Linked DNA regions of Mus musculus: all the other regions are linked to region 3. The links are chromatin loops, found by intact Hi-C in ENCODE. Cell type or tissue: left cerebral cortex. All regions are shown on one strand. Region 1 overlaps Prdm12 (PR domain containing 12). Region 2 overlaps Ass1 (argininosuccinate synthetase 1). Region 3 holds the start of Fubp3 (far upstream element (FUSE) binding protein 3). Region 4 holds the start of Exosc2 (exosome component 2).

The links. Hi-C counts contacts between places; a loop is a spot of excess contacts. Peaks named below come from ENCODE experiments on the same cell type or tissue, not always from the same donor. Only the 100,000 strongest peaks of a DNase experiment are listed, where the experiment ranks them.
Region 1: a loop joins it to region 3, with 8 times the contacts of the local background. A loop is called at or near these places in 3 of 42 quality-filtered maps.
Region 2: it touches region 3 in a loop (3-fold over the local background); 4 of 42 quality-filtered maps call a loop at or near these places.
Region 4: a loop joins it to region 3, with 3 times the contacts of the local background. A loop is called at or near these places in 4 of 42 quality-filtered maps.

Annotation. Positions count from the first base shown.
Region 1 is chr2:31,652,868-31,657,867 of GRCm38, forward strand. It overlaps Prdm12 (PR domain containing 12), which reads left to right. Exons shown (of 5, transcript NM_001123362.1): 5 at 1,202-2,928. The coding sequence ends at 1,617. Among named protein-coding and RNA genes, the nearest start is that of Prdm12, 15 kb to the left of the region's middle. In left cerebral cortex, a CTCF peak has its summit at 2,553 (motif pointing left); DNase peaks (open chromatin) are centred at 1,441 and 2,542; H3K4me3 peaks cover 1,544 bases; H3K27ac peaks cover 1,191 bases.
Region 2 is chr2:31,494,060-31,499,059 of GRCm38, forward strand. Ass1 (argininosuccinate synthetase 1) reads left to right here. Exons shown (of 16, transcript NM_007494.3): 10 at 4,088-4,178. Among named protein-coding and RNA genes, the nearest start is that of Ass1, 26 kb to the left of the region's middle. In left cerebral cortex, no CTCF peak of the experiment used is centred here; DNase peaks (open chromatin) are centred at 2,044, 2,310, 3,108 and 3,787.
Region 3 is chr2:31,570,116-31,575,115 of GRCm38, forward strand. Fubp3 (far upstream element (FUSE) binding protein 3) reads left to right here and starts at 2,536. Exons shown (of 18, transcript NM_001033389.4): 1 at 2,536-2,838. The coding sequence starts at 2,755. In left cerebral cortex, no CTCF peak of the experiment used is centred here; DNase peaks (open chromatin) are centred at 2,607 and 3,164; H3K4me3 peaks cover 2,119 bases; H3K27ac peaks cover 1,228 bases.
Region 4 is chr2:31,667,659-31,672,658 of GRCm38, forward strand. It overlaps Exosc2 (exosome component 2), which reads left to right and starts at 3,057. Exons shown (of 9, transcript NM_144886.3): 1 at 3,057-3,203; 2 at 4,814-4,915. The coding sequence starts at 3,082. In left cerebral cortex, a CTCF peak has its summit at 830 (motif pointing left); a DNase peak (open chromatin) is centred at 3,019; H3K4me3 peaks cover 1,154 bases; H3K27ac peaks cover 339 bases.

The sequences.
Region 1 (5,000 bases), 83 kb after region 3:
GCTGGGAATTGAACCTGGATCCTCTGTAAGAGCAGGCAGTGCTCTCAACCACTGAGCCGTCTCTCTGGCCCATTTATTTATTTTTAAGAGAAGCAAGCCGGGCAATGGTGGCCACACCTTTAATCTTAGCATTCTGGAGGCAGACGCAGGTGGAATTCTGGGGTTGAGCCCAGTCTGGTCTACAGAGTTAGTTTCAAGAGCCAGGACTATCCCGGGAAACCAGGTCTCAAAACAGAAAGAGGGAAAAGGAAAGGAAAGGAAAGGAAAGGAAAGGAAAGGAAAGGAAAGGAAAGGAAAGGAAAGGAAAGGAAAGGAAAGGAAAGGAAAGGAAAGGAAAGGGGCCTGAGGCTCAATGTTTACCAACACGCCCCTCTCTGAATGTCTCTGTCTCCATTTTCAATGAGAAAATGGACAAACCATAGTTTCCAGGTACGCTGAGTACTCAGCCAATATTTGTGAGGTGAGAGATGAGAGAGCTTTTTAGGGGCGTCATAGTTGTTATCCTTTGTGGATGGCTTTTAGGACCCAGGCAATTCTCACACCAAGGCAAAGCGACCAGCACAGAAGAAGTCTTCTAGTGACTGCAATTTTTCTGACTGAACTTGAAAAATCTCGCTAGCCTCTAGTGATATATTTAGAAATAAATATATCACTTTAGTGATATATTTAGAAATAAATATATATCTAGTGAGATATTTAGAAATAACTAAAATGTAAGAGTAAAATAAAGTTAAAACAAAAAACATGGTCTTGTTTTTTGTTTTAACTTTATTTTACTCTTACATTTTAGTTATTTGTGTGTACATATAGGCATGCATGCCATGGTGAGCACGTGGAGGTCAGAGGACACTAGTGGGAGTCAGTTCTGTCCTTAACCATGTGGGTCCAGGGAATCCAGGTTGGGTCATCAGGCTTGGTGGCAAATGAATGCCTTTAGCCCAGCCACCCCTTCCCCCCTTTCCCGAAGTGCTGGGCCACTATGCCTGGACTGCCTCCCATCTTTCGGATGAGATGGCTAAGGTTTCCTGGGGCCACCAAATCCTCCCAGGCTGGGGACCTGCTGTAATCTGGCTGCTGTTAGATCACAGCCATGACCCGCTGCGCCCTTGGGGCTGTGTGTCTCACGGCGTGGGTGCTAACCGGGCTGCTTTCTTTCCCTCCCGCCCGCTCCGTGGGTCCCGCGTTCTGCCCGCGCGGCCAGAGGACTTCCACCCGGCGGACTCCGCGACCGGCACCGCGGGCCGCATGCGCTGCGTCATCTGCCACCGCGGCTTCAACTCGCGCAGCAACCTGCGCTCGCACATGCGTATCCACACGCTGGACAAGCCCTTCGTGTGCCGCTTCTGCAACCGCCGCTTCAGCCAGTCGTCCACGCTGCGCAACCACGTGCGCCTGCACACGGGCGAGCGTCCCTACAAGTGCCAGGTGTGCCAGAGCGCCTACTCGCAGCTGGCCGGCCTGCGCGCGCACCAGAAGAGCGCGCGCCACCGGCCGCCCAGCACCGCGCTGCAAGCGCACTCGCCCGCACTACCCGCGCCCCACGCTCACGCGCCCGCGCTTGCCGCCGCCGCCGCTGCCGCCGCCGCGGCACACCACCTGCCGGCCATGGTGCTGTGAGCGCCGCGCACGCGCCCCACGCGCACGCGCCTCCCAGCCGCCTCCGCGACGGACCCGACCCCCCGCGCTGCGCGCCGCTGAGGCACCGGCTACCCGGAACCCACTCCTGATCCGTCTTGCAGAGGAGGACGCCGAGGGGCGACGTCCCCTTTGCCCAGGCCACCCGGCTGGTGTGGCTGCTGCCCTGTCCTCTCTTCTTGAGAGTCGGTCCCCACGCCCGGCCCCATCTCGGAGTGTCCCTCCTGCAGGGCCGCGTCTCCACGCGGACATCTCTGTCCTAGATGACAGGAGAGGGGGAACAGACGATCTCCAAAGAGAGCTGAGTAGTTGGGAGTGGAAGAGAGAGCTACCTCCTTGGCCCAGAGTGGGCTTGGGGAGGGCAATGCTTATCTCTGCCTCCTGGGAATGGTGTCTTGATGTGTCACGAGTGGAGGGAATGACGTTGACCCTTGGCTGTGATTGGAGCCCTAAAGTGATTAGCACAGACCGGGAGAGACCTGATCATTCGGGGGGCCCTGCTTTCCTTCAGGCTACTTTCCCTAGCCTCCAGCTCCCAGGGAAGGACAAGACGACAATATATTTTTTGAAGTGTGCTGGGCAGATTGAGAGTGGAGTCACAAGAGACATTTACCACAGCCCGTGGGCAAGACCCTGACCCTTTTGGGGCTTCAGTTTCCCCATCTATAGAACGCAGTAATTAGATCAGTGCTCCCTCTCCTAAATCTCTCCTGTCTTCTGAGTTTAGGAATGGAGAGGCACTCTCACTTCCATCCTATTAAGTCCCCAAACAAGAGAATGAGCGACCATACGGGGCTGTCTGGAGCCGAGGTTGGCTTCTCCGCCCAGAAAGTTTGTCTGAGGTGCGCGGAGGGCCCCCAGGTTTCTTCCCCACGAAGCCCACATTCCCACGCGCCTCTGCCCACGCCGTTCCCTGATCTGTCCGTGGGCGCCCTCTGGTGTCATTTCAAACCTTGTCATTTACCAGAATTCTCGTCCCCTCCAATACACACACACACACACACACACACACACACACACACACTCCATCCAAACACCAGGGCGTTTGTAATAATAATTAAAAAAACCCACAAAACTATAATAATATTAACAAAAAGTATAACATGTATAGAGTTTTCAAGAAAGTGTGTTCTACTCCCAGAAAACAGTCACTTTAACTTTGTAAATGTTTATCTAAGATGATATTTACGAAACTGTGATATATATTATTTGATTGTATATGTAAACTGTAAATACATTTGTACTTCTCTTGTATTCTAAAATAAAAATTACTTGGAACATGTATCACTTGGCCCCTACCCGGGTGCAAGGTCCAAATGTCTGAGACATTTGGAAACAATGGAGACATTTGGAAATGGCTAGAGGGGTTGTTCCACTGACTGCTGCTAAAATTCACTGTTGTACCTTCGGTAACGAAAAGCTGCTGTCCCCAAGAAAAGCCACAGTGCAGAGTGACTGGGAAGAGTGAAGGAGCAGGACAGAGTTCTTGTAGTTTAGCCAGCTGCAGTGTGGGGTCCCTCCAGTACAATTTACCCACCTACACATGGCTTAGGAGTTGTTTGTTCTCATAACAATAAACTTGGATTGGGTTAAGGGGGCAGCGGTGGGCCAGACGGACCACCAGGAGTCCTGGAGTCCTCAGTAATCTGCCACATCCATTTGCAGGCTTTGGGTCTTAGTTTCTTTTCCTGTACTGTGGCACATTGGCACAAACAACTTAAAGGAAAAAGGGTTTATTTTGGTTCAAAGTACAGTACATATGGTGGGGGAATTAAAACAGCAGCGGCCCTAACCCCCTGTTCACACCACAGCCACAGCAAGAAGAACAGTGAATGGAGACACACGTTGCTCAGTCCCTTTTCTCCATCCAGGATCCGGGTCAGGGAATGGAGTGGCCCACAGTGAGCTAGTCCCTCTACCTCCATTAATGTAACCATGGTACCCCCCCCCCATATGCATGCTCAGATGCCCCTCTCCCCGGTGATTCTAGATTCTGTGAGGTTGACATCACTAACCATTATACCTACCTTCATGAAGACCAAGGAGTAGGAAGGACAGGGTGAGGCCAGCGCGAGTTCAAGGCTGGATAAGGTTAGGCCTGTTGCTCTCCTCAAGGACTTCTGGGTCAGTCAGATGTGTGGGCTGTAGTGTGTAAGTTCACACCTGTGTCCCAGCCTTTGTCAGACATAGTGGGATCATCCTTTCTATACACTGAACCGACAGGCACACCGCCCGTGTGTCCTCACCAGCCTTTGCACTTGTGCTCATGGGAATTCACACTTGCCATAGAAGCCATCCCTCTTTGGAAGTTGCCAGTGTGGCATGCATGGCCAAAGAAAGACCCTTATACTTTGGGAGTCGTGGCACAGAGGGGCCACTGGCACGTTAGCTTGCAGGTCCCATGACTTTTCTCTGGGACTCCTCCCTCTTAAGCCTTTCCCTCCTTCGTATAGAAGGAAGGAAGCATTTTCTTTGTTGTTTTTGTCATTTTCAGACAGTCTCCCTGTGTAGCCCTGGGTGTCCTAGAACTCACTGTCACAGAGCATTGTCTGTCTCTACTGCCAGAGTGCTCGGATTAAAGATGTGTGCCACCATGCCTGGCTAAAAGAAAGCATTTTACTGAGGCTTACTGACAGTTGGAGAGGGTTATTAATGATTGTCATGATGGGAAGCAGACAGGTGTGGTGCTATAGCAACAGCTGAGAGCTTTATAGACTGAGCCACAAGCAGCAAAAGGGACATTGGGCCTGGCGTGGGCTTTGGAAGCTTCAAAGTTCACTCCCAGTGACACACCTCCTCCAACAAAGTCACACTTCCTATCCTTCCCAAACAGTTCATCAGCCATGGACTAAGCATTCAAATATATGAGCGTGTGGAGGGAGGGAGATACTCATTCAGGCCGCCACCCCCTGATGCCAGAATGCTTTACATTACTTTATTTCTTTTCTAGTTTTTGAGATGGGCTCGTCTATATGTCCCATGCTGATCTTAAACTCACTATGTAGCCCAGGCTGGCTTTGAACACAAAGCAATCCTGCTGCCTCAGCTTCCTTGAATACTGAGATGACTGTCATATGTCACCATGTACAGCAAGTTCTTTCTGGAGGACCAGATGTTAGTCAGGTAAATCTTTCCTCCTCCTCCTCCTCCTCCTCCTCCTCCTCCTCCTCCTCCTCCTCCTCCTCCTCCTCCTCCTCTTCCTCCTCCTCCTCCTCTTCCTCTTCTTCTTCCTCTGCTCATTTTCATAACAATAGGGATCAAGCCTCCTGGGGCATCACACACACTAGGAATAGTTTTAACCACTCCAAGGCTGACCAGTATTCTATTTCTTCTCAGGAATCCATAACAGAGGATTCTAGAGAGAG
Region 2 (5,000 bases), 76 kb before region 3:
TTTCCCTGCCTTGATTTTTCTTGGATTCTGACAGGCTAAGTCTCATTTTATAGATGGAGAAACTGAGGCAGTGCAGTAAGTCATCCCTGGTGCAGCTGCTGAGTAAGAACTGAAGCCGGGGCTCTCAGTGCACCCCCCCGAACCCCCATACTTTCCACAGCATCCATCCTGTCTGATCTTACACAAAGGAAGAAAGTACTTAGCATGAGATGGGACAAGGTCAGAGGCAGGGGGATGAGCGGCTTGCTTTCTCTTCAGGCCGCAGTTAAGATTAGGTGTCCTGGGTCTGCTCAGAGCTTCGCTCATCCAGCAGTAGAACCAGGCTGGACTGGCTATCAATGCAGAGGCAATAGCATCCCAGAGCCCACACTTGTCACTAGGGAGAGCTGGTGTCCTTGCCCCCACCGCTCCCCTGGGGACTGATGGGCCCATGGGGCTGCTGCCTGCTGGCCACAGGTTTTTCCAGTTCATGCTCTGCTGACCCCATGACACTCAGGCCAACCGCTCCTCATTAGCCAGTCAGTCACACCGAGGGGGGCCCAGAACTGAACTACTGAGCAACACTTCTAGGTACTTTCAGGCCAGGCTCCTGTTGGCCAAGTACAGCTCCCTCCACCTTCTCAGGGAAGCCTGTGGCTTTATCCTTACTAGACAAGCAACACCCCCAGATTGGGCACCTCAGAACTGGGGGCGCAGAGCTGAAGCCACTTGAGCAGCTTAGGGCCTGAGACGAGATTTGGTGTGATTCCCACATCGCTATGGGCAGATCTGGGTCCCGAGGCTAGCATGTCTGCACCAAGCGTACTGTCACTGCCAGGGCTCAGGTGCCAGAGATAAGCACTCTATATCAGAACCCCAAACTCTGCTTCTCACTGCCTTATACCCTCCAACGAGTCTCCTCTCATCAAGCAGTAGGAACAGGCTAGGGTAGGTAGCAGCGTAGATACAACATCTAGCCCTGCTGCTGAGAGACACCGAGAGTCCAAGCCGCTCCCTCTCTGTTGGCCAGGGAACTGGCAGCATTGTCCTCTATGCTGGCTTGGCCGTGGAGGCTTTCCCCCATCCTACGACACCCAGATGCCTCTGCTCCATGCAGCACCCCCCCCCAGCCCTCCCCCACCATTGGGGAGGAGCACTGAGAGCTTTGAGGGGCCCTTCCCCCCTCCCCCCAAAAAAGACCCGAGGTCTGCGGAAGGGAGGGTTTGAGGCAGATGGCTGAGCCATTTTCTGCCTCCGCCGGGGCTGATTGAAGGGCAATGAGGCAGCTAATACGAAGAAAGATAGAAATTTACTTGCTTTAACTTCATACGGCCCACAGTGAAAGAGTTCATTCAGCCGCCGGCCGCCATATCTGATGGGTGAATAAGCCATCCCCACATTCATCATGCCTCTACATCACGGGTTAGTTCATGGGCCATTTGCTGCAATCCCTCCTTCACGGGCCCTGCTTCATGCTTTCTTTTGCTGCCCAGCCCCAACCAACTCCCACCTCTCTCTCTCTCTCTCTCTCTTTCTCTCTCTCTCTCTCTCTCTCTCTCCCTCTCCCTCTCCCTCTCCCTCTCCTCTCCTCTCTCCTCTCACCTCTCTCCTCTCTCCTCTCTCCTCTCTCCTCTCTCCTCTCTCCCCTCTCCCTCTCTCTCTGTCTCTGTCTCTTCCTCCATACTACCCAGATGACATTGGAAGTGAGCCCTCCTGCTGGGGTGGATAAATGGCACCAGATACTCAGTGGTGAACTATTTGTCATTTGAACTGAGCTTTTAGGAGGGAGAGTTAAAAAGAAGGCAGGCACCCGGCGAGCTCAGAATGCAAAGCAAACATTGGCTTATTTCTAGTTAGTTATTTGACAGAATTCAGGCTGTCAGCTGCCCACCCTAGTCCCGGCTAACGCTTTAGAGTATGTAAACTTGTCCTGTCCTAAGGACCTTTCCTGCCTCTTGTCCCCTTCCCAAGGCACTCATCCTCTACTGCTTGGCATGTGGCCGGAGAAAGGACGGATTCAAAACTGAAGTGGCTACAGTCAGTCATAGTCGGGCATAGTGGAAGGAGAGGTCTAGAAGGTTTGACTTAGCCAGCGTGGCGAGCTCTGGGCAGGTAGGGAAGTGACTGAAAAGGGGCTGTATTGGTCACCTGAAGGCCCAGCTTCAGGTCTTTCTATACTCAAGCAATGGCAGTCGTTGCACTGCCCAGAGAGGGTCTGGGAATGTGGTGTTTCTCTGAAGTCTGTTCCATGATGAATGGTTTGACACTCAGCCACAGGCATCTAACTATATCTCAGCCCAGGTTGCCATAGCAGCTGGGAAGCAGCATGTGATGCAGGAAAGAGGGTGAAGGTGTGATGTGGGCCAGCCATGTCTCTGGTTCCTGGAGGTCTCTTGCTGGGGGTGTTTCTTAAGGACCCTTTGCATCTCCCTGGATCTGTCTTTAAGGTCACTCTGTGTGTCCCCCACACAAACAGCACTTTAGGAGGGTGTGGCTGCTAGCCCAGCATCTCTTGGAGTTCAGTGGTAGAATGGGAACAGTAAATGTTACCACTGTGTGTGGCACCAAGGATTCTTGAAATATGATACTTCTGGTGTTAAGTCCAGGATGGCCCGGGGAAATGAGGCTGTTTGTTTGGTCACTCCATACCTAAGCTGTGGTAGAGGATCCACAATACAGAATGGAACAGACTACCATACTGTGGCCCCTTCTAGAGGGAGGCACAGTGTCCATCACTAGAAGGCAGACTCTCCACCTTCACAGCAAGTGGCCATTCACACCAGGCCTTGCTTAACACTTCAAGATTAAGACAGTCAGGGCACATATCCTTTCCCTAGGCAGGAACTGAGGCTCAGAGAAATACAGCCACTTTCTGAAGAGATGTCACAGCCTGACATCTGGCTCAGGGATGTCTTCCACCATCCTAACAACAGTTTCGTGTGGTAGTAATCCTAGCAGGTGGGAGTTAGGGGACAGGAAGATCAGAAGTTCAAGGCCAACCAGGGTTCCATGAGACCCTTTCTGTGAAACCACAGAGCAAATTCACCACAGTTGTTGAGGCCTTGTGATTTTCCCTCCCACGTGCTGGGTGGCCAGGAATGTCTGCGGCCGGCAGGGTAGAGCACAGCTCATGCAAAACTCAGTGTCTCCCTGCAGCCTCCATTTCTGCCCCCACAGATGGGATAGTAGCATTTGTTCCTAGCAGGCAAGGCTGCTTGGATCTCCAAAATGAGCAGTGGTGTATGAATGAGCTCGCGGTTGCAATGAAAAGGCTGTGGTCCCCAGCCATCAGCAGGTGGACAGAGCAGCTGGGGACAGGAGGCCCCTGGGACGAACTTGAGCAGGCAGGCCCAGACACCCCCCACTCCCCCCACACCCCCACTCCCCCACCCCCCACGCCCCCATCCTAATGGTGGCAAGTATCCAGGCTTCAGGCTTGGGCTTAGGGGAAGCTGGAGCCTCTGGAGGCAAGGGAATTTTGAGAACATCCTGGGCAGCCAGCAGCCCCTCCGCCTCTGCCGAAGGAAGAGAGGCCCATTTTCTAACGCACCCAAGGAAAAATATACATAAAGGTTGATGTGTTTTCAAATGGTTTTTGCTTTGTTCTTCTCTCTTCTCCCCGTGAGTATTAACCTCAGGGACCCCGGGGACGGCTCGGCCCGCTCGAGCACCTGCTGGGGTCACGCACAGTCATTAGCTTTGCGGTCAGTGCAGAATAAACCCCAATTCCAGGCACCGACTCGAGTGTGCGCGCGTGCGTGCGTGCAGCTCCGGGAAGCCAGTGTACTGTGCTCCTGTGGAAGTCACTCTTTCCTGCCTGACTTGCTTCTCTCCTGCTATTCTGCCTCCAGCTGTGGGGGCGGCAAAGAAAAAGATGAGATCAAGTTGAGGGGAAAAATTGTCTGATTTCTTGAGCCCTTTGTTTCTCGGGCCCCTGGCAGGCTGGGCTGGCTGGGAACCGGGAGTCCATTGGGACTTCTGGCTGATGGAGAAGTGCCAGGGGCTGGTGGTCGTAGAGAGGGGCAAGGAGGGTCAAGTACCTGCAGGAAGCAGGTGTATTGCTTGGTGTCGCCCATGATGTCCCAAGTCCTATTTCTTTCTGTTTTAGAATCAAGCACCTCCGGGTCTCTACACAAAAACTCAGGACCCTGCCAAAGCACCCAACAGCCCAGATGTCCTTGAGATAGAATTCAAAAAAGGTATGTGCCCACCTATCAGGAATGAAAGGGGTAGGCTTTAAGGGTCTCAGTTCCTCTCAGTTCCTCTGCGTTCCTGGGCCCAGGCCCTCTAACTCCTTGCATTCCTGGAAGCTAGAGGCTTCCAGGGGCTTTGAAAGTTCCCAACAGTGTGAGCCTTGGGAGGAGGGGTTCCCAAGCCGCAGTGTCATACGCTAACACTGGATCCCAAAGTAGCTGGCTTTTGAAAGTCATTCTCTACTTCCTTGAGCCTCAGTTTCCCTATTTATAACCTGGGGTTGGGGATGGGGGAACCTGTTCTTTTCCTAGTGTGCAAGGAGATCTGTAGGGAAGGCATCCAGGCAGATGCTGCCACCAGGAAGTCAGCCGCAAAGCTGGCTTTAGGAACACTGAAGACTCTGCTCATTAAGCTTAGCTCGCCCTGACTTAGCCGTCTGGGGTCTCCAGTTACCTGGACTCAAAGTTGCTGCCCCTCTGGTTCCTCTCTCTTGTCCTAGAGGAAGAAACTGGACACAGTCATGCCCGGTGATCAGACTAGAACCCAGCTGAGAGAGAGTGTGGAGGTACAAGGAAAAGATGCTCACAAGCAATCTTCCTGAGGGAGAGATGGGGTCTGACAGGAGAGAGAGGAGGTATAAGGCAGTCCAGACCTGGGCGGACCATCCACAAAGTGGACACCAGGCCAGGGCGCCAGCAAGAGGGTCTCTGAGACTCTCAGACGCTCCCCAATGTACCTCAGAATTGAAAGACAGAGTGATGGGGGGAGGGAGGAGGCTGCTATGATCTTGTGGAACTTCACCTTTCTGGGGCTGAGGTGTGCATGCC
Region 3 (5,000 bases):
AACCTCAAAGTCTAGCCCTGTGACATACCTCTTCCAACAAGAACACACCACTAAGCCTTCCTAAACAGTCTACCAACTGAGAACAAAATATTCAAAGACAATGCCTATGGGTGCAGGGTATTCTCGTTCAAACCAAATTCTACCCCCCACCCCACCCCTGCCCCCAAGCTCTGGATTACAGGCATGGACTAGCAGGTCCAGCTTTTTTTTGGTTTTGTGTTTTGTTTTTTTTCAGACAGGGTTTCTCTGTGTAGCCCTGGCTGTCCTGGAACTTACTCTGCAGACTAGGCTGGCCTCGAACTCAGAGATCTGCTTGTCTCTGCCTCCCAGGCACTGGGATTAAAGGCGTGTGCTGCCACTACCTGGCAAAGTATTTTAAAAATAATTTATGTGTGTGTGTGTGTGTACCACATTTGTGTAGTGCTCAAGTAGGACAGAAGAGAGTGTTATATTCTTTGGAGTTGGACTTTAAGAAAGTCCTGAGCCATCTGATGTAGGTGCTGGGAACCAATAGCAGCAAGATCTCTTAGTGGCTGAGCCATCTCCCCTAGCTCCAGAACCATGTGGTTTCTGGAGACAGACCTCACATCTGTGCAGCAAGAGCTTCCTTTCCTGCCTGAGCTGTCTCTCCATTCGGAAGAGTCGTCTGCTGGTCTCTGAGGCAAAGCTACTCACAACCAGTATGTATGCAGTTTGTTTGGGTTTTAGCTGTCTTGAGACAGGTTCTACCACAGGCTAACCCTTATTGTATAGCTCAGAGTGACCTCACCTTCTTATCCTCCCACCGAGTCTCTGCTGTCAGTCCTTTGTTCCAGCCAATCCTAGCTAGGCATTTATTTCCTGAGTTTGAATCACATTTGAGTGAGTATGCATTGCCAAAGTTATCTATTCAAAAGGGCAGAAGGAGTTCCAGGACAGCCAGGGCTATACAGAGAAACCCTGTCTCGAACACCCCCCCTTCCAAAAAAAAAAAAAAAAAAAAAAGGGCAGAAGGGAAAAACAAAAACTCTGTGCTACTTGTGCTTTCTTGAAAGCTTTAAATTATCCTCAATGTTTTAGTAAACAAATTAGACTGGGCTCCTGCCTGTAGGCCACTTGGGTGGTGGCAGCAACATTTCTGCACTCACTGTCTAAGATGCTTCCCCTGTCCTCATTGGACAAAATTCTTTACGTATTCATTGAACAGATACCAAGCGCCAACCAAATCAACAGGGGGTTTGTAATAAGTGTTAGATAAAGAGACCCTGGATAGAAGAACATCCCATTTCTACTCATCAGGGCCAGCCAGTTGGGAGTATGGAAGAGTGGACAGTGTTTCCTCAGAGGTTGGTAGGACAAACGTCAAGTAGGGCCAAGTCTGTCCTGAAGATTGAAACTCTGTGTTTGCTAAACTCAAGCATAGATGAAGTGAAAACTCTCCACCATCCAGAGTGCCAGCTTGGTCTCCCCTACGGGTTTGGAAATGATCTGTCTAAAGTGATCAACCTGTGCAGTTTGGCCAGCTTCTTTGATTTTGCCATAATCTAGGAATCATTCAGAGTCAGCGATATTCAACTTAGAATTAGTTTCCTAAGCATCTGCTATGTGCCAAACTCTAGGAATCCAAGAAAAAAAAAAAACGAGAGCCTCAGGGTTGATGAGGTGGCTCCGCGGTGTGGGTGTTTGCTGCCAGACCTGATAACCTGTTTGATTCCCGGGACCCATATGGTGGAAGTATATAACCAACTCTAGGGAGTTGTCCTCTGACTTTCACATGTATGTGGTGACACATTCTACACGCACACACTGAAACGAAGAATGGAAGGAAAGAATAGTAAATTGAGTTTCAAGTAGCTAGCTGCGGGTGACCTAGAACATGACCTTGAACTCCTGAACTTCCGTACAAACCCACTGCCCATACATATTGGCACAGTGGGGTGTAACTTTTTGTTCTGACGGAGGCAGGGGGTTCTGAAGTGAGACTCCCCCCTTTTCCTTCCCCTCAAGCATTCAAACATTCCTAAAGATCTCTTGCCTCAGCAGGCCCGGAAGCAATGATGGTCCCACGGTATTTCCTGTTACCCGGGTGAAAGAATGTGAAAGAGGACACCAGGCTTCTTTTGAGCAGTGTCATCAAACCGATCCTTGGCAAACTGATGGCCCATTCTGGAGCCTGGGACTCCCTGCAGCAAAGGCGGAGCCCTGCCGTACTAAGGGTCCTAGTACCAAGTAAGGTGCTCAATCTCAGTCAATGCAGCACACCACGACCCCACTTCGAGAGGGAGGGGGCTGCCAGTGCACCTCGACGGCTTGGGTAAGGTGTTGGAAGAGCCAAGTCCAAGTTTCTCCTCCGTCAGGTGGCAAAACCACACAGCGGGGGACTATAAGGCCGCACCTGCGCCGCGGTGGCGGTCCCACGCTTGCTAAAGGCCTGGGGCCCACGCCTTTGGAGGGCGGGGTCGCAACCTGGTCTTTTTGACGGACATCTGCCTGTGCCCAGGGCAGGCCCCCCTCGCGCCACGGCCACGCCCCCACTTCCGGCCGGACAGCGGTCACGTGCTTTGAGACCCCGCCTCACAGACGCTGCTTTCCCCCAACCTATCTCTCTCTCTCTCTCTCTCTCTCTCTCTGTCTCCCTCTGAGCTAGCAGTGCCTTCCCTTCGCTTCCCTTCCGCCGGAAGTGGGGCGACTTTCCCTTTCCGGCTACGGGTCCCGGAGCGGAGTGGGAGGCCGGACCGGGGGAGCCGAGCGACGGCGGTGGCGGTGGGCTTGGCTATGGCGGAGCTGGTGCAGGGGCAGAGCGCTCCGGTGGGCATGAAGGCTGAGGGCTTTGTGGATGCCCTGCACCGGGTCCGGCAGGTACGGGCGCGGGAGGCCGGGGGCGGGAGGCCGCTGCGCCGACGCCTCCGGTGGGCGCCTAGGGCCGCGAGTCGCGGGAGGCCCGGGCGGTTCCCTCGGGAGCTCCGGGGCCAGAGGAAGCTTTTGCCAAGCGCTCCTGGCGCCCGCGCGCCCGACTGCACCCAGCGGCCTGCTCTCCATGATTCAGATCCCAGCAGGTCCTGGTTGTAGACCCCAGGCATCCATCTCACGCCCTGGACGTGGCTTCTGCAGCTTTGGGAAACCTCGCCTTCCACTTAATGCATTTCAAGCATATTGGAAGAAATTCGAGGATATTTTATATTTGAAATTCTCTATTTTGCAGAGAGAAGGGGAGGTGTTAAGTGGGTGGTCCTCGAGAGTTCCTTCTGGCGATTAGTCTTAACTCTACTGGGAAGAGTGTGGGATGGACTCGTTCGGACCGTGAAACTACCATCTGGCAATATTGTGCGTTTTGTCAGTGAAACTGGCTTTTTAGAGGACTTAGGCTTCTCTGAATGAATATGGGACCTCTCTGGCTCCTGGCATGGTGCCTAGTACAAAATTGTCCTTGTATTTTGCCTGAAACTTAGTGACAAGTTACCCCGACGCTCAAACTTTCCTCTATCCAGTGATGTTTATCTTCTCTGACTTTGTCAACTCTCTGGTTCTTTGAAAGTCGGGCTGTGTAACTAATGACGGTTTGGTTCCTAGTAGAATACCTGCCACAGGACTCATTGTTGGGAGAGTTTGACCGGTCACGTGAAAATGGGGTCTTTTCATCACTTTCCAGTAGTCCTTCGAGGAAACCCTACCTGTCTCCCCTATACTTTGCATATTAATACTGATGGTTCTGTAGACATTGTTTTATAACCTACCACAAATGTTGGACTCACCCAAAAGTTTCTCTGGTGGGTTGTTACTGCCTAGTTGGAGCAGTGAGTATCCAATAGTGTGATGATACTTCAGTTACTCCATGATTGTAATGGATGACCTTGCGCCCAGCTCCGCATCCACCGCTCTGCTCATGGGCATGGTTTTCCTTTGCTGGACAAGACCCTGAACCCTGTTTTTCACTAGTTGGTAAGATGTACTGGATCTCTCTCAATGCTAGAGTGTCAGAGCCATCTTGTTGGCTTTCTTCGACCACTAACAATTACAGTCGCTGCTTTAGGAAGCTCAGGGCCTCCTTAGTTGAATGTAAAATAAATTTGTTTTTTTGTTTTTGTTTTTGTTTGTTTGTTTTGTTTTTTTTTTCTTCCGAGAAGGTCTTTCTATGCAGTCCTGGCCGTTCTGGAATTCACTCTGTAGACCAGGCTGGCCTCAGACTCGGACATCTGTTTCTGCCTCCTGAGTATTGGGGGGTTGGAGGCTTTTTGCACTGCTACCCAGCTTATGAGAATTATTTATTTATTTTCCAAGCAGAGTTTATTTTTGTAACCCTCGCTGTCTTGGAGCTAGCTCTGTAGATCAGGCTAACCTTGAACTCTCAGGGATCCACCTGCCTCTGCCTGCCTCTGCCATCCTAGTGAAGTTTTAAGGATTGCTGAGACTTGCTTGGGGAGGTGGGGGTGGAGATACCTTCTGTTAAATCTGCCCTAACTTGGAGTGAGGAAAAGGAAATATTCCTTTGGGTTTCTTTTTGTTTGTTTTTGTTTTTTCTCTGTGTAACCCTGGCTGTCCTGGAACTCACTCTGTAGACCAGGCTGGCCTTGAACTCAGAAATCCGCCTGCCTCTGCCTCCCGAGTGCTGGGATTAAAAGCGTGCGCCACCACCGCCCGGCTTCTTTGGGTTTCTTATTTATGAAGTACACCACTACCTTAAGTGGTAATGAGCCCATTAGAGATTGGTGTGTTGCTTCTTAGTGGCAACAGCTAGAAGTCCATACTACCATTGAGAAATGATTTGAAGGGAATTAAAAAGAAAAAGTCTGGCAAAGTGGTGTACACCTTTACATCCCAGCACTTAGAGGCAGAACAGAAAAATCTCGGTGAGTTGCAGGTCAGCCAGGTCTACTACAGAGCAGGTTCTAGGTTCTCTGGGGCTGCCAGAGCTACACGATAAGACATTGTCTCAAAAAGCAAAGTCAAACAAACAAGCAAAAGTTTGTTGATAATTTTAGGGTTATTTAGGTAGATCTCGTTGGTCAAGGCTGGAAACTTAG
Region 4 (5,000 bases), 98 kb after region 3:
TTCTTTATAAGTGTAGTTGTGAGGGTTGGTTAGAGTAAAGAATGCTGACCATTTGGAGATTATAAGCAATTGGCCAGATGCATCTTCAGGAGGGAGAGGACCCAATTTGCCTTACTTTCTGCTCACAATATGTGGGGCCTGTCTGACAGTTTAGTTTCCTTTAGAGTCCCTCATTTGAGTAGAGAATTGTGCTGTTGATTCTGTGAGGTTGAAATTCAATGTGCCTCAGCAAGGAATGACAGTACACACTTCTGGGAGGTCCCAGCATTTGAGAGGTAAATGTAGACAGATCTCTGAGTTCAAGGTGTACAAAGCAAGTTTAGGCTAGCTAGGGCTACACAGAGAGATTTTTGTCTGAAGACAAACAAATTCAGTGGGCTTCAAACCTTGCAGGGCCAGGGGAAATGGGGATGAGTGAATGATGGGATAAGGGGGAAATAAATGCCTTTGTTAAATAGGCCCAGATGAAGCCACAGGAGACGCCTGTCATATCTTCCATCCACTACTGAACAGCATCCACTCAGGTGTAATCGAGTATAAGCAAAGTCCTTGTACCCTGTGTGCATGTGGCCTTGTCACAGGAATTTGAACCTGTTTCTAGTTGTGGTGTGGGTCAGCCCTTAGCACACATCTTTACTCCCTCTGGCTGGAATACAGATGTGCCCTTAGTACACACCTTTAGTCCCAAACAATGAAGGTCAAATTAGTTTGTAAGAAGGAAGCACCCATGTTTAAAAGTGATGTCTAGGGCTGGTGAGATGGCTCAGTGGGTAAGAGCACCCGACCGCTCTTCCGAAGGTCCAGAGTTCAAATTCCAGCAACCACATGGTGGCTCACAACCATCTGTAATGAGATCTGACGCCCTCTTCTGGTGTGTCTGAAGACAGCTACAGTGTACTAAATAAATATGTAATAAATAAATTTTGAAAAAAAAAAGTGATGTCTAATTGAGTGGCAGAAAAAGTGACAAATCAGAGAAAGATTTGACAGAGTAGGATATGCCCCACTCTCATGAGGAAAGGCTATTTAAGAGCACTCCGGGCAGTGCTTATGCCTTTAAGTGCCTTATGCCTTTAATCCCAGCACTTGGGAGGCAGAGGCAGGGGGATTTCTGAGTTTGAGGCCAGCCTGGTCTACATAGGAGTGAGTTCCAGGACAGCCAGAGCTACACAGAGAAACCCTGTCTTGAAAAAGAGGGAGGGGAGGGGGAAAGAAGGGGAGGGGAGGGGAGGGGAGGGAGAGGGAGGGGGAGGGAAGGGGGAGGGAAGGGGGAGAGGGGAGAGGGAGAAGGAGAGGGAGAGGGAGAGGGAGAGGGAGAGGGAGAGGGAGAGGGAGAGGGAGAGGGAGAGGGAGAGAAGCACACAGAGAGGAAGGAGGCAGTTTTACTTCGAGAGTTCCCCCCCACACTTTAGTTTTTCAAGACAGGGTTTCTCTGTAGCCTGGCTCTCCTGGAACTCACTCTGTAGACCAGCCTGGCCTCGAACTCAGAAATTCTCCTGCCTCTGCCTCCAAAGTGCTGGGATTAAAGGTGTGTGCCACTACTGTCTGGCATTACTTCAAGAGTTTTATAGAGACATATTTAAGAAAGAACAAGTGAGACACACGTAAAGACAGAATGAGCCAGACGGTTAGATAAGATTGCTAGAGTTAGTTTGAGGCCAAGCAGGAATTTAGAGGCTGAGAGAAAAGACAAATCTAATAAGTGAGCTGGGAAAAGAGTTTGAGACAGAACAACTGAGTTGAATCAGCCAGCCAGAGCTCAGAAAGAACTAGAAAGGGGGAGCTTATTCAGCAGCAATTCAGAGGCTGAAAACATTTTAGGCCTAGATAAGACTGTACAGAGTCTAGAAGCTTCCAGAACTAGACCTAGGTTAGCAAACAAAGACAGTAAACCTCCCAGTCAACAATTACAACAGGAAAATAAAAGTTACATTTATGCCTCCCTACAGACTTGCTTGTCACATGACTGTTTACAACAGTCATCTTTCAGCAGACACATGTCATCACTCAGAAGAGGTCCTTACTAAAGCACATTAGAGCCATAGGGCAGTAGGTGAGGACAGCACCTAAGGGGCTAGAAGACAAGGCCCACGAGGAGCAGTATTCAGAGGGTTCTAGCTTCTCCTCAGATGGTGTTTCCTGTAAATCCCGGTCCTAAATCTATAGTCTACAAAATATTAGATTATAGTGGTTTTGAGTTGGATGCCAAGGTTCATTTCTCAATCTCTAGACTTGCCAACAATAAATAAAATGATGAAATGGAACAGTTTGGGTAAAAACTCATACAGTTTGGTATGGCAGCTTACACCTGTAATCCCAGCTCCTGGGAGGTGGAGGAGGAGGAGTTCAAGGATACCCTGGGTTACACAGCTAGTTTGAGACCAACCTGGATGACATGAGGCACTGTCTTTAAAAAATCCTACACCTGGAATGGAGAGGTGGTTCAGAGGTTGAGAGTACTGGCCACATTTCCAGAGGACTTGGTTTCGTTTCCCAGCACCCACATAATGGCTCACAAACTTCTATAATTCCAGTTACAGGGACTCCAACATCCTCTTTTGTCCTCTTGGGCATCAAACACCACTACCACTACCACTACCACTACCACTACCACTACCACTACCACTACCACTACCACTACCACTACCACTACCACTACCACTACCACTACCACTACCACCACCACCAAACCCACAACCTACACAAACTCACGTAATCGCAGCATTTGGGAGGTGGAGGCATGAACATCTGGACCTCAGCAAGGTTATCCTCAACTATACAGAGTTTGAGGCTAGCCCTACACGGGGTCGTTCCTCTAAAACAAACACAAAACTGACATCCAAACACCAAACCAAACTAATGTCATATTCCCTTACGACATGAGAATTCATCATTCCGCAGGTGCTTTCTTGCCAATAGTAAACATGGCAGCTTGGTGCCCTCACTTCCACGAGTTAACTTAATATTGCCAATACTCAACATGGCTGCCACACTATCCATTCCCATTGGTCGCTTCTCTGAAGGAAGGCGGGAGTTGAGGAGCGGTGTAGAGCTGCGCCTGCGCAAGTCATTGGCGCCAAGATGGCGTTGGAGATGAGGCTCCCTAAAGCTCGCAAACCTCTCAGTGAGAGCTTGGGCCGCGACTCTAAGAAACACTTGGTGGTGCCGGGGGACACGATCACCACGGACACAGGCTTCATGCGGTACGTGAGGATTTGGGGGTCCCAAGGCCTCAGGAGGCGGCTGCAGAGCTCTCTGCACGTGGCCCGCTGTCCCGGAACCCAGGCCTCCTGTCCCGTTGTATCTAAGTCCCCGAGTTACCCGGGACACATCGGAGCATCCATACTAGTTCCCTCCTTTGCGAGCCTCACGCTTCTGACTCCCGGCATCTTGGCTGCACCTTTGTCAGTTCCTGATTCCCTCTTTTGATCTATGGCGTTCGGAACTTTTGGACCCTTATCCTGAAACTCAAGATTCTTGAGCCTTCCTAGGGAGGGAGAACTGGGGAGGGCTGGTTGCAGGGCCCTTCTTACAACCCTCTGAATGGACAGTGGGGTTGGTCATCTCTTTCAGTGTTACCTCAGCGACAAGCCTGACTTGGAAGCAGTAATTTTGGTGGAGCGGGGGTTGAGGCAACATATTGTACCCAACAATACAAATTTAGCACGGAAAGTCACAACATGTGGCAGTTAGGGCTGTCTATGGAGTCGGACATCTGACATTGTTATCCTTAGTTTAGCACCTTGCTAAGGCCGGTATCCTCACCTGGAAGACAGTGGTGACAACAGGAATTGGTAGGTTAGTGAGTATTAACTGAAAAGTGGGGCAGGAGAGCAAAATCCACCATTGTATTACCACCAAAGATAAATCTGCATTAGGTAGCCAGTCTTCCCGATGTCTGTCCGTCCCCCCCCCCCCGTCGTCCCCCCCCCTCACCCCCAACCCTCCAATCTCACTATGTAGCACTGACTGTCCTGGAACTTACTATGTAGACCGCTCTGATTTTGAACTCAAGAGATCCACCTGCTTCTGCCTCCCAAATTCTTTTTTTTTTTTTTTAAGATTTATTTATTTATTATATGTAAGTACACTGTAGCTGTCTTCAGACATACCAGAAGAGGGAGTCAGATCTCATTACGGATGGTTGTGAGCCACCATGTGGTTGCTGGGATTTGAACTCAGGACCTTTGGAAGAGCAGTCGGGTGCTCTTACCTGCTGAGCCATCTCACCAGCCCGCCTCCCAAATTCTTAACTCAAAGGTGTGGCCGTTTGTCCGTTGCACCTAGTTTGTTCTTTCTTCCTCTTTCTTTCTTTTTCTTTCTTCTTTTTTTTTGGTACAAATGAGATTATAGTGTTTATAGTGTTGCCTCTAAGCTTTAAGTTTAAGGTATTAGATGGCAGATATCTTAGGATTCATTCCTTCATAGTTGCAGCATGTGTTCAACATAGCCGGTGTGGTTGGGGTACCAAAGTGAACACCCGTGTCCTGGTGGAGGTTAAGATATAGCAAGGAACAGAAACAGTAAATGCCACAAGAAAATCGTAAATGCAGCGGAAGGGGGAGAACAGGTGTGTAGTTGGGAATGGGGTGGACCAGGAGCAGTTGGGGATCCCTGTGCTGCCTGGGATGTGGAGGTAGGATGTTAGGCAGTGACATTTGAGCACATTACTTTAAGATGGAGACGTCCATGTGACTGTCTGCGGAGAGTGTGAGGCTCAGGGCTGGGGGAGCCCGTTAGGTTCAAGAACTATGTTCTAGATCACCTCCAATGTATCCTGGTATCCTTTCTTTGTGGCCTTGTCCTTGCGCAGGGGCCATGGGACATACATGGGGGAAGAGAAGCTCATTGCGTCTGTGGCCGGCTCTGTGGAGAGAGTGAACAAACTGATCTGTGTCAAAGCCTTGAAAACCAGGTGAGGACAGAAGGTGTGTATCTCTTTCTCAGAGCATCTGAGTTCTACACAGGCCTTTTCCGTCTTCCCATGTCAGAGAGATTAG